Linked DNA regions of Homo sapiens: regions 1 and 2 are each linked to region 3. Evidence: chromatin contacts called from ENCODE Hi-C data. All regions are on one chromosome and are shown on one strand. The core of a region is the stretch at or near the end of the contact, and the rest is flanking DNA. Distances in the headings are between cores, read along the strand shown.

Region 1 (2,700 bases), core at 163-2,662, 730 kb before region 3:
CTCACTGCACCTCCCGCGTTCAAGCGATTCTCCTGCCTCAGCCTCCCGAGTAGCTGGAATTACAGGTGCCCGCCACAACGCCCAACTAATTTTGTGTATTTTTAGTAGAGACGGGGTTTCACCATGTTGGCCAGGCTGGTCTCGAACTCCTGACCTCGTGATTCGCCCACCTCGGCCTCCCAAAGTGCTAGGATTACAGGTGTGAGCCACTGTGCCCGGCCGGAATGCTGGTTTGACAAGTACTAAAACCAAGTGACATTGGAAAACACTAAGAAAGCTCATCAAAAGAGTGGCAGTGAGCTAATGGACACCTATCTCGTTTCTGGAAAAATTTAAAATCCCTTTTTGGCACTGGGTATGGTGGCTCACGCTTGTAATCCAACACTTTGGGAGGCTGAGGCAGGGTTATCGCTAGAGTCCAGGAGTTGCAGACCAGTCTGGGCAACATAGCAAGACCCCCATCTCTACTAAAATTAAATAAATAAACAAATCAGACAGGTGTGGTGGACGCCTATAGTCCCAGCTACTCAGGACGCTGAGGTGAGAGGATCACCTGAACCCCAGAGGATTCAGTGAGCCAAGATCGAGCCACTTGCACTCCAGCCTGGGCGACAGGGCAAAACCCTGTCTCCTTTTAAAAGTCCTCTTTGGTTGTCAATCTACAGAGATCACAGACCAAGGGTTAGCTAATCAACCACCACTCTTATTCAAAAATCCTATTCATTTGGGACTCGAACAGTTCTGAGCTTTTTGGGCCCCCGATTTGAAGAATCCCATTAAAGGATATCCACATACTGGCTTGTTTCCCACCCCATTTAGTCCAGGTCCCAACAGGAATCGCCTCCCTAGTGCCCGAGCAATCCCTCAGTGTGGCGGAAACGGATCTCCCCTCCGGATGGAGCTGAGCCAGAAACCCCATGAAGGGAACGTCGCGTCTGGGCCACGGTCAGGGTCTGCCCCTCTCCCTGGTGGCCGGGGACTGCCAGGGTGGCATTCTCGGGGGCTAAACGGGGCGTGTGTTCCTAAGAGGGCAGGCAACGGGACGGGCCAGGTGCAGGGGCAGTCGCGGTCCGGCCCTCCTGCGCGCAAGCCAAGCGTCACCCCTGCCGCTCTCGCGTCCCCGGGGCCCGCCTCTCACGCCCGCGTCGGCCGCCAGCGACCAGCTCTGGCTGCTCCTGCGGATCTCCTCCACCGACCACGGCCGCTCCCACACGGGCTCCGACGCCGGCACCAGCTCCTGGTCGGGGGTCGTCCGGTTCATCTGCAGCGAAAAAAACGAGAAGAGAGGCTGAGCCTGAGGGCGGCAGGGACGGCGGCCCCAGCCCAGGCCGGCCCCTCTCCGGCCCGCCGCCCTCACCATCCCAGCCGCCCGGCTCGGTGGGCTCCGAGGCTGCCAGCACAGGCCGAGGACCGCAGAGCCCCGGAAGCCTAGCCCCAGCCAAGCTGCCCGGGGCGTGACCGGCCTCACGTGACCTGATGTCACGTGACAGAACCCGCACGTGATCCGACCTGCGATGCTGAGGGGAGGAAGCTGCGGAAGTGGACTGGGACTGGAGTTTGGGGTTCTACCCTAGGTTGGGGCGGAGGAAGCTGGAGGATAGGGGCTGACGCCAGGAACGCTGCAGAGGCGGGTTGGGCGGGGGGCGCTGCCGCCCAAGGCCCGAGGCAGCGGCGCGGGATCGGCCAAAGCACCGGCCGCCAGTTCGGCGGGTCTGGAGAGAGGGGACCTCAAGCAGCCAGTGGAGCAACCAGCCTGGGAGCCTTCGACGTAGGCGCTGTGGGCGAAGGAAAAGGCCTGGCCTGCTGCCTCTTCTCTTGCAGCAAAATCCGCTGCTGTGAAGGAGCTGGTAGGCGGACGCTCTGTAGATAAGAGAATCCCTGATCTGCCTGGGCATCATCTTGCTCTTTATGACCTGCTTGGCTGCCACTGTGTAGGGCCTGCTTAAAGTCCTTTGCACTCTCAGCATTCCCCTCAAGTTCAAGGACAAGCTTCTCATTATGGCAGGCATAAAACTCTTTATAATTCGTCCTCCACTCTCCCAGCTCAGGGCTCCAGCTGTTGTCTCACACTTCCTTGAAGTTCCCTCTGCTGAGTCGCCCTTGTGCCTGACCAACTTACTTACTAAAATAAAAATCCCAATTTCTTTCCAGTCATGTGTGCCCAAGGGCGAGTTATTTAACTTTTCTGAGCTTTCCTCAGTAAAACGAAGCTACATATCTTGCAAGGATGTGATATTAAAGTTATGATATTGTAAAACAGGTGCCACGGTGCTTGGCCTAGGGTGAGCCTTCAACCTAGAACATACCACTGTCCCCATGCACCTTGCTCACACACCCAATCCCAGACTTTTCTTTTGTAGTCACCTCAGTTATCACCTCATTAAATAACCTGATTACCCCAAGTACAGCTTAAGTGACTTAAGTTATTTTCTATGGCTAGCGGAAGGGTCTCCGCTACATTGGAGAGCTGGGGTGGTCTGGAGTTCCACGGTGTGGTGGGCCAGAGGCCACCTCTCCTGCGGTCTCTTAGTGTCTCGCTGGCGGGGTTCGGCCCGAGCTAGATAGACACAGCCCTTGGCGGATTTAAACAACCTAAACATTAAACAATACAGCTGCCTCAAATCTTTGGGAATTTCAGAATGACTGACACTGCCAAAGCTGTTCCAAATTTTGAAGAGATGTTTGCTAGTAGATTCACAG
Region 2 (2,700 bases), core at 62-2,561, 650 kb before region 3:
TGTTAGGTCCATTTGTTCTAGAGTGCAGTTTAAGTCCATTTTTTCTTTGTTGACTTTCTGGCTTGATGACCTGTCTAGTGCTGTCAGTGGAGTGTTAAAGTCCCCCACTATTATTGTGTTGTTGTTTATCTCTTTTCCTGATAGCAATTGTTTTATGAATCTGGGAGCTCAAGAGTTAGGTGCATATATATTTAGGATTGTAATATCTTCTTGTTGGATTGATCCTTTTATCATTATATAATGACCTTCTTTGTCTTTTTTTGTAATATTGTTGCTTTAAACTCTGTTTTCTCTGATATAAGAATAGCTACTCCTGCTTGCTTTTGATTTCCATTTTAGGCCTCAAATACTAAACTCTTCAGGCCTGATTCATGATATCTTTTTTTTTTTTTGAGATGGAGTCTCACTCTGTTGCCAGGCTGGAGTGCAGTGGCGCAATCTCGGCTCACTGCAACCTCTGCCTCCCAGGTTCAAGTGATTCTCCTGCCTCAGCCTACAGAGTAGCTGCTACTACAGGCGCCTGCCACTATGCCTGGCTAATTTTTGTATTTTTAGTAGAGACGGGGTTTCACCATGTTGGCCAGGATGGTCTCGATCTCTTGACCTCGTGATCCACCTGCCTCGGCCTCCTAAAGTGCTGGAATTACAGGCATGAGCTACTGTGCCCAGCCCAATATCTTTTTTTGTTTTTTCAACTTTTAGGTTCAGTGGATACATGGGTAGGTTTGTTACGTGGGTAAATTGTGTGTTGCTGAAGTTTGGTGTATGAATTATCCTGTCACCCAGGATGTGAGCATAGTACTCGATAGGTAGTTTTTCAACCCACATCCCCTTCCCTCCCCATGTAGTCCCTAGTGTTTATTGTTCCCATCTTTGTCTCCATATATACTCAGTGTTTAGCTCCTGCTTATAAGTGAGAACACATGTTATTTGGGTTTTCTGTTCCTGCATTTGTTCTCTTAGGATGATGGCCTCCAGCTGCATTCATGTTGCTGCAAAGGACATGATTTTATTCTTTTTATGGCCGCATGGTGTTCTGTGGTGTATATGCACCACATTTTATTTGTCCAGTCCACTGTTGCAGGGGCATCTTGATTGATTTCATCTCTTTTGTATTGTGAATAGTACTGTGATGAACATACTAGTGCATGTGTCTTTTTGATAGAGTGATTTATTTTTCTCTGGGTATATACCCAGTAGTGGGATTGTTGGGTTCAATGGTCGTTCTGTTTTAAACTCTTTGAGAAATCTCCACATTGCTTTCCACAATGGCTGAACTAATTTGCATTCCCACCAGCAGTGTATGCGTTCCCTGTTCTCCTCAACCTTGACAACATCAGTTATTTTTTGACTTTTTATTAATAGCCATTCTGACAGGTGTGAGCTTGTATCTCATTGTGGTTTTGATTTACATTTGTCTAATGATTAGTAATGTTGAGCTTTTTAAATATATTTGTTGGCCACATATATGTCTTTTTTTGAGAAGTGTCTGTTCATGCATGTCCTTTGCCCATTTTTTAATGGGGTTGTTCTTTGTTTGTTGAATTAAGTTCTTTACAGATCGTAGATATTAGATCTTTGTCAGATGCATAGTTTGTGAATATGTTCTCCCATTCTGTAGATCATCTCTTTACTCTGTTGATAGTTTCTTTTGCTGTGCAGGAGCATGATATCTTGCCTTTTAAAGGGATCCCTATCTTATACCTTGTTTTAGGACCAGAGAGTTATTGCAACATGCTGTTCTTTTCTACAGTGAATGGATTGGACTATATCTCCTTTTAGGCATGCCTTCTACCTATGATTCTGTAAATTTTAGCACCTAGCATTCAATTTAGAAGAATGTTTAATTTTTTAGTGCTCTTAGTTCCTTAATGAAATAGATTTGTATCATACTCTTTTGGAGATGCTATTGAATTCTTTAACACTTTTTTTTAATAACTTTCCCTTAAGGTATTCCCATCTGTCGACAACACTTAATTTGGAATAACATGGAACTTGAAAATGATTATTGCTTGAATGATTACAAGTGAGTGTAATTGCATATTGGCTGTTTTGTAGGCACTTAGTATTATGACTCCATATGCTAATGTTTTTCTTTTGAACTCTTAGATCATGTCTGTTTTTCTCCTGAATAGTTCACATTCCTAGATTTCATTATACATCCTGAACTTTAGATGCATTAGTTTGGTACTGTATACTACTTTAACCTTTATCCTCTGATACATTTATTTTCCCTTTTCATTTTTCATGTCAAGCTGTTTATCTCCTGCCTTTTGAAATCCTCCTATTATCTTCTTGCCTACTTTTCTCCTTTCTTTGAATATTGAACCATTCCTTCCTGGCTATGTTCCTTTCTTTCTGTTTTTACAAGAGTTTTGGATAAGAGAGAATTGTTCTTCCCAAAGTCTTTCCTTTCTCATTAAGCCCTCCTTTTGTTACTAAGCAATGCTGTGTGCACCAGTGACTACCAACGTACTTTCTGACACTTTGTCTCTCTTATTTCTCCCCTCTTTCACATAATTCATCACTCTTTTGTTAAGAAAAGAGTAAAAGGATAAGAGGCAGTGTGGAATAGCTGTAAGAGCACTGAGAGTCAGGAGACCTTGTTATTTTTCTATTTTCTGTTTTATTAAATAGATTTGCTATTTTCTGCACTTTGGGTCTCCGGCATGCCACTTTTGTTCTCTGGGCCTCCTTTTC
Region 3 (2,700 bases), core at 57-2,556:
TTTTTCATTATCTTGTGTCAGAATGTGGAATTTAAAATAGAAACAATTATTCTGGGTTTCTTTGCATACAAACATATAAAGCAAATAAATGAAAACAAAAACATAATTTTTCTTGCCTTCCTTTCATCTTATTGTATAATTGAGACTTTAGGTCCAGGACTTTATCTGGATATTTAATAATTACATCAGCTGTAATTATGGTCAGCGTAAGAGTAAGCCGCATATAACACAAGATTACAGTTAGGACTACCCACTCCTTAACTTAAGCAAATATTTACAGAACATCTACCACACAGGAGACATTGTGTTAGGTACATGGTGTTGGTGTTGCTTTTTTTTTTTTTTAATAACTATAATGGTCATTATACATAAAAGCACACGCATTTAATACAATGGAAGTCAGATCTAGTCAGAAACTCAGACTGTCAAATCCACCTACGGATGAGGCAATCATACTAGTATGTGCCAGACACTGTGTAACTTGATTCTGTGCTAGCTCTTTAATTCTCCTGGCACCTTTATGCAGTTATTTCCGTTTTAAGTTAAGGAAACGAGGGCACAATGCTAGAAGGCACTGGCCGGGTTCCCAGACCCTAGCAGTTTGACTCCAGAGCCTGTACTCTTAGTGGCAGCCACATCTTCCATTGCTCAGTCCAGCGCGGCGACCCGTGCTTTGCATAGCTCCCCAGCAGGGGCAAGCACGAAGTTAAACCTGAGTGACAGAAGCTGCTGTTCTTGCACACCCAGCTAACTGGAATGTGCCTCAGTTTCCTCGTAAAATGGGGAGGGTAATGATAAAGTGGCAACACCATCAAGATGTTAGAAGTTGCAATGAGTCTGAATCTGAAAACCGCTCAGAGCAGCCCTGTGCTGCCTAAGCATTTGTTCCACGTATCTAGTCCTCGAACGCTCCGAGCGACGGAAGGGGCCGGGGCTGCTGCTCACCCGCCCAGTTCCACCCGCCGCGGGCCGCGCCTCGCCCGGGCCCCCAGTCCAAGCCTCCCGTTCCCAGCACTCCGCCGGCCGCTCCTCATTGACCCGGCCCGCCCGCCGCGCAGGCCGCGGCCCCACCCTGGGCCCGCGTGGCCCTCCCGCCCCCGCCCGGCGGCCAGGCCCTGCCCGGAGGCGGGAGACGCAAGCCACGCCATCGCCCGGGCCCGCGCCGCCCTCGTTGCGGCCAGCGCGCTCCCGAGCGGACCCGAGTATCCGACGCAGGCCCCGAGCGCCCCAAGTGCCCCAATCCCACTCACCGCGCGGGACCAGCCACCACTCTGGCTCGCTGGGCGCCTCCCGCGCCGCCGGAAGTGAGGGCCTCGCCGCGCTCTGGCGCCGCCGCGGTCGCTCTAGGAAAGTGGCGGAGCGACCCTCTATGGTCCCGGGCCCACCCGAAAGCGTTGTTCGTTTCTTCCTGTGGTTTTGTTTTCTCCTCCCCCCAACTCGGAAGGCGTCCTGTGACCCCCGGGACCTCAAGAGCTGTAACCGCCCCTGTGTGTGGTCGAGGCTTTTGAAACCAAACTCTAGCCTCTCCAACCTAGAAACTGCATACTTTCCACAAATTTTGAGATTTTTGAGACCCTGGTACTTTTCACGAAGTCACCTTAATTATCACCAAAAAGCTCCTGCAAGATGGGAGTGGTTATACTCCATTTACAGGAAAGGAACCAAGGCTCAGAGAAGAAATGTGCTCCGTTCACCGTGTGTAAGCGGACGACCCAGAATTGGAATGGTTCTTTGTGGCTCCAAAGTCTGATTTCAACACACCCCTTTTGTTGCTCATTAGTAATGATCTCTCTTTGTTCTTATTCCTTCCAGGCTCCTCCTCAGCCATCCTGGCCGTGCTCAGTCATCTGACCAGCTGACCTCCGTGTTCCCCCACTCCCTGGGGAGCTCCTCCGCCTTTTGGCTTCCAATGCTATTGCTGCATGCTGAAGACTCCCGCATTGGTAACTCCAGTCTGACTGTGGGACATAAATGTTATTGAACTTTAGACTTGTATATCGAACTGATTACTCAAGAGCTGCATTTGCATGTGTAATGGACATCCCAAACCTAACATACCCCCCAAATGAATTCCTGATATCTACCTAACCTGTTCTTGCAACAGTCTTCTTCCCAGGGATGGGTGAAGATCCCATCATCTTTCCAGTTGCTCAAGCCAAAAACCTTGATGTCACTGTTGTCTCTTCTTTTTTTCATCCAAAATTCACCTGTGATTTATCCACAAATTCTGTCGGCTTCATCGTTAAAATATATTCATTATCAAGCCACTTTCAACACTTCCACTGCTATAACCACCAAGCCACCTTCATCCACCTTCTGGATTATTATATTGGCTTCCAGACGGGTTGCCCTACAGTCTATTCACGGCCCCAGAGTAATCCTCTTAAACCTAAGTTAGATCATGTCATTCATTTGTTCAAAACCTTCAAAGGCTTCCCAACTTATTAGAGCAAAGCCAAGGACCTCGCAGTGGCACCCGATGCCTCTCATGATCTGTCTCTTTAGTTCTTTATTGTGTCTGCAGTGCTGAAAACAGTGCTCAGCAGGGAACAGACACTCAGTAAATAGCTGTTGAATGAATGAATTTATAAGATGCCTTATTGTTTACAAAGTACTTTTACATCTTATCTTCTGGTTATTCATCTTCACCATAGTCTCATGAAGCACAGATTATCATATCTGTCTTGCAAATCAGTAAAC

What was found. Hi-C counts contacts between places; a loop is a spot of excess contacts on that map. Pooled maps may share reads with other maps.
Region 1: a map of CD8-positive, alpha-beta T cell shows a loop between it and region 3 (4-fold over the local background). The contact joins the promoter of WASHC2C here to the promoter of ZNF22 in region 3. A Hi-C loop is called at or near these places in 1 of 168 maps with a recorded cell type or tissue (CD8-positive, alpha-beta T cell), 2 of 37 single-sample maps with no recorded cell type and 15 of 50 pooled maps.
Region 2: a pooled map shows a loop between it and region 3 (5-fold over the local background). The contact joins the enhancer-like site here to the promoter of ZNF22 in region 3. A Hi-C loop is called at or near these places in 1 of 168 maps with a recorded cell type or tissue (heart left ventricle), 2 of 37 single-sample maps with no recorded cell type and 3 of 50 pooled maps.

What each region holds. Positions count from the first base shown.
Region 1 is chr10:45,725,978-45,728,677 of GRCh38, reverse strand. WASHC2C (WASH complex subunit 2C) reads right to left here and starts at 1,412. Exons shown (of 31, transcript NM_001330074.2): 1 at 1,358-1,412; 2 at 1,139-1,261. The coding sequence starts at 1,360. It overlaps LOC107984227 (RNA guanine-N7 methyltransferase activating subunit-like), which reads left to right and starts at 1,496. Exons shown (of 1, transcript NR_199876.1): 1 at 1,496-2,700. RefSeq lists enhancers at 696-1,440, 1,441-2,186 and a silencer at 1,672-1,721.
Region 2 is chr10:45,652,310-45,655,009 of GRCh38, reverse strand. ZFAND4 (zinc finger AN1-type containing 4) reads left to right here. Exons shown (of 10, transcript NM_174890.4): 3 at 1,951-2,026. Among named protein-coding and RNA genes, the nearest start is that of ZFAND4, 19 kb to the left of the region's middle. RefSeq lists an enhancer at 315-414. Within about 2 kb of position 1,311, at least 2 of the 41 ENCODE cell types and tissues checked have a DNase peak (open chromatin) inside an H3K27ac peak, as active enhancers do.
Region 3 is chr10:44,999,529-45,002,228 of GRCh38, reverse strand. It overlaps ZNF22 (zinc finger protein 22), which reads right to left and starts at 1,306. Exons shown (of 2, transcript NM_006963.5): 1 at 1,251-1,306. It overlaps LOC124902530, which reads right to left. Exons shown (of 3, transcript XM_047426129.1): 3 at 1-1,449. The coding sequence ends at 820. ZNF22-AS1 (ZNF22 antisense RNA 1) reads left to right here and starts at 1,426. Exons shown (of 4, transcript NR_126421.2): 1 at 1,426-1,699; 2 at 1,813-1,943. RefSeq lists an enhancer at 690-1,190 and a silencer at 917-1,266.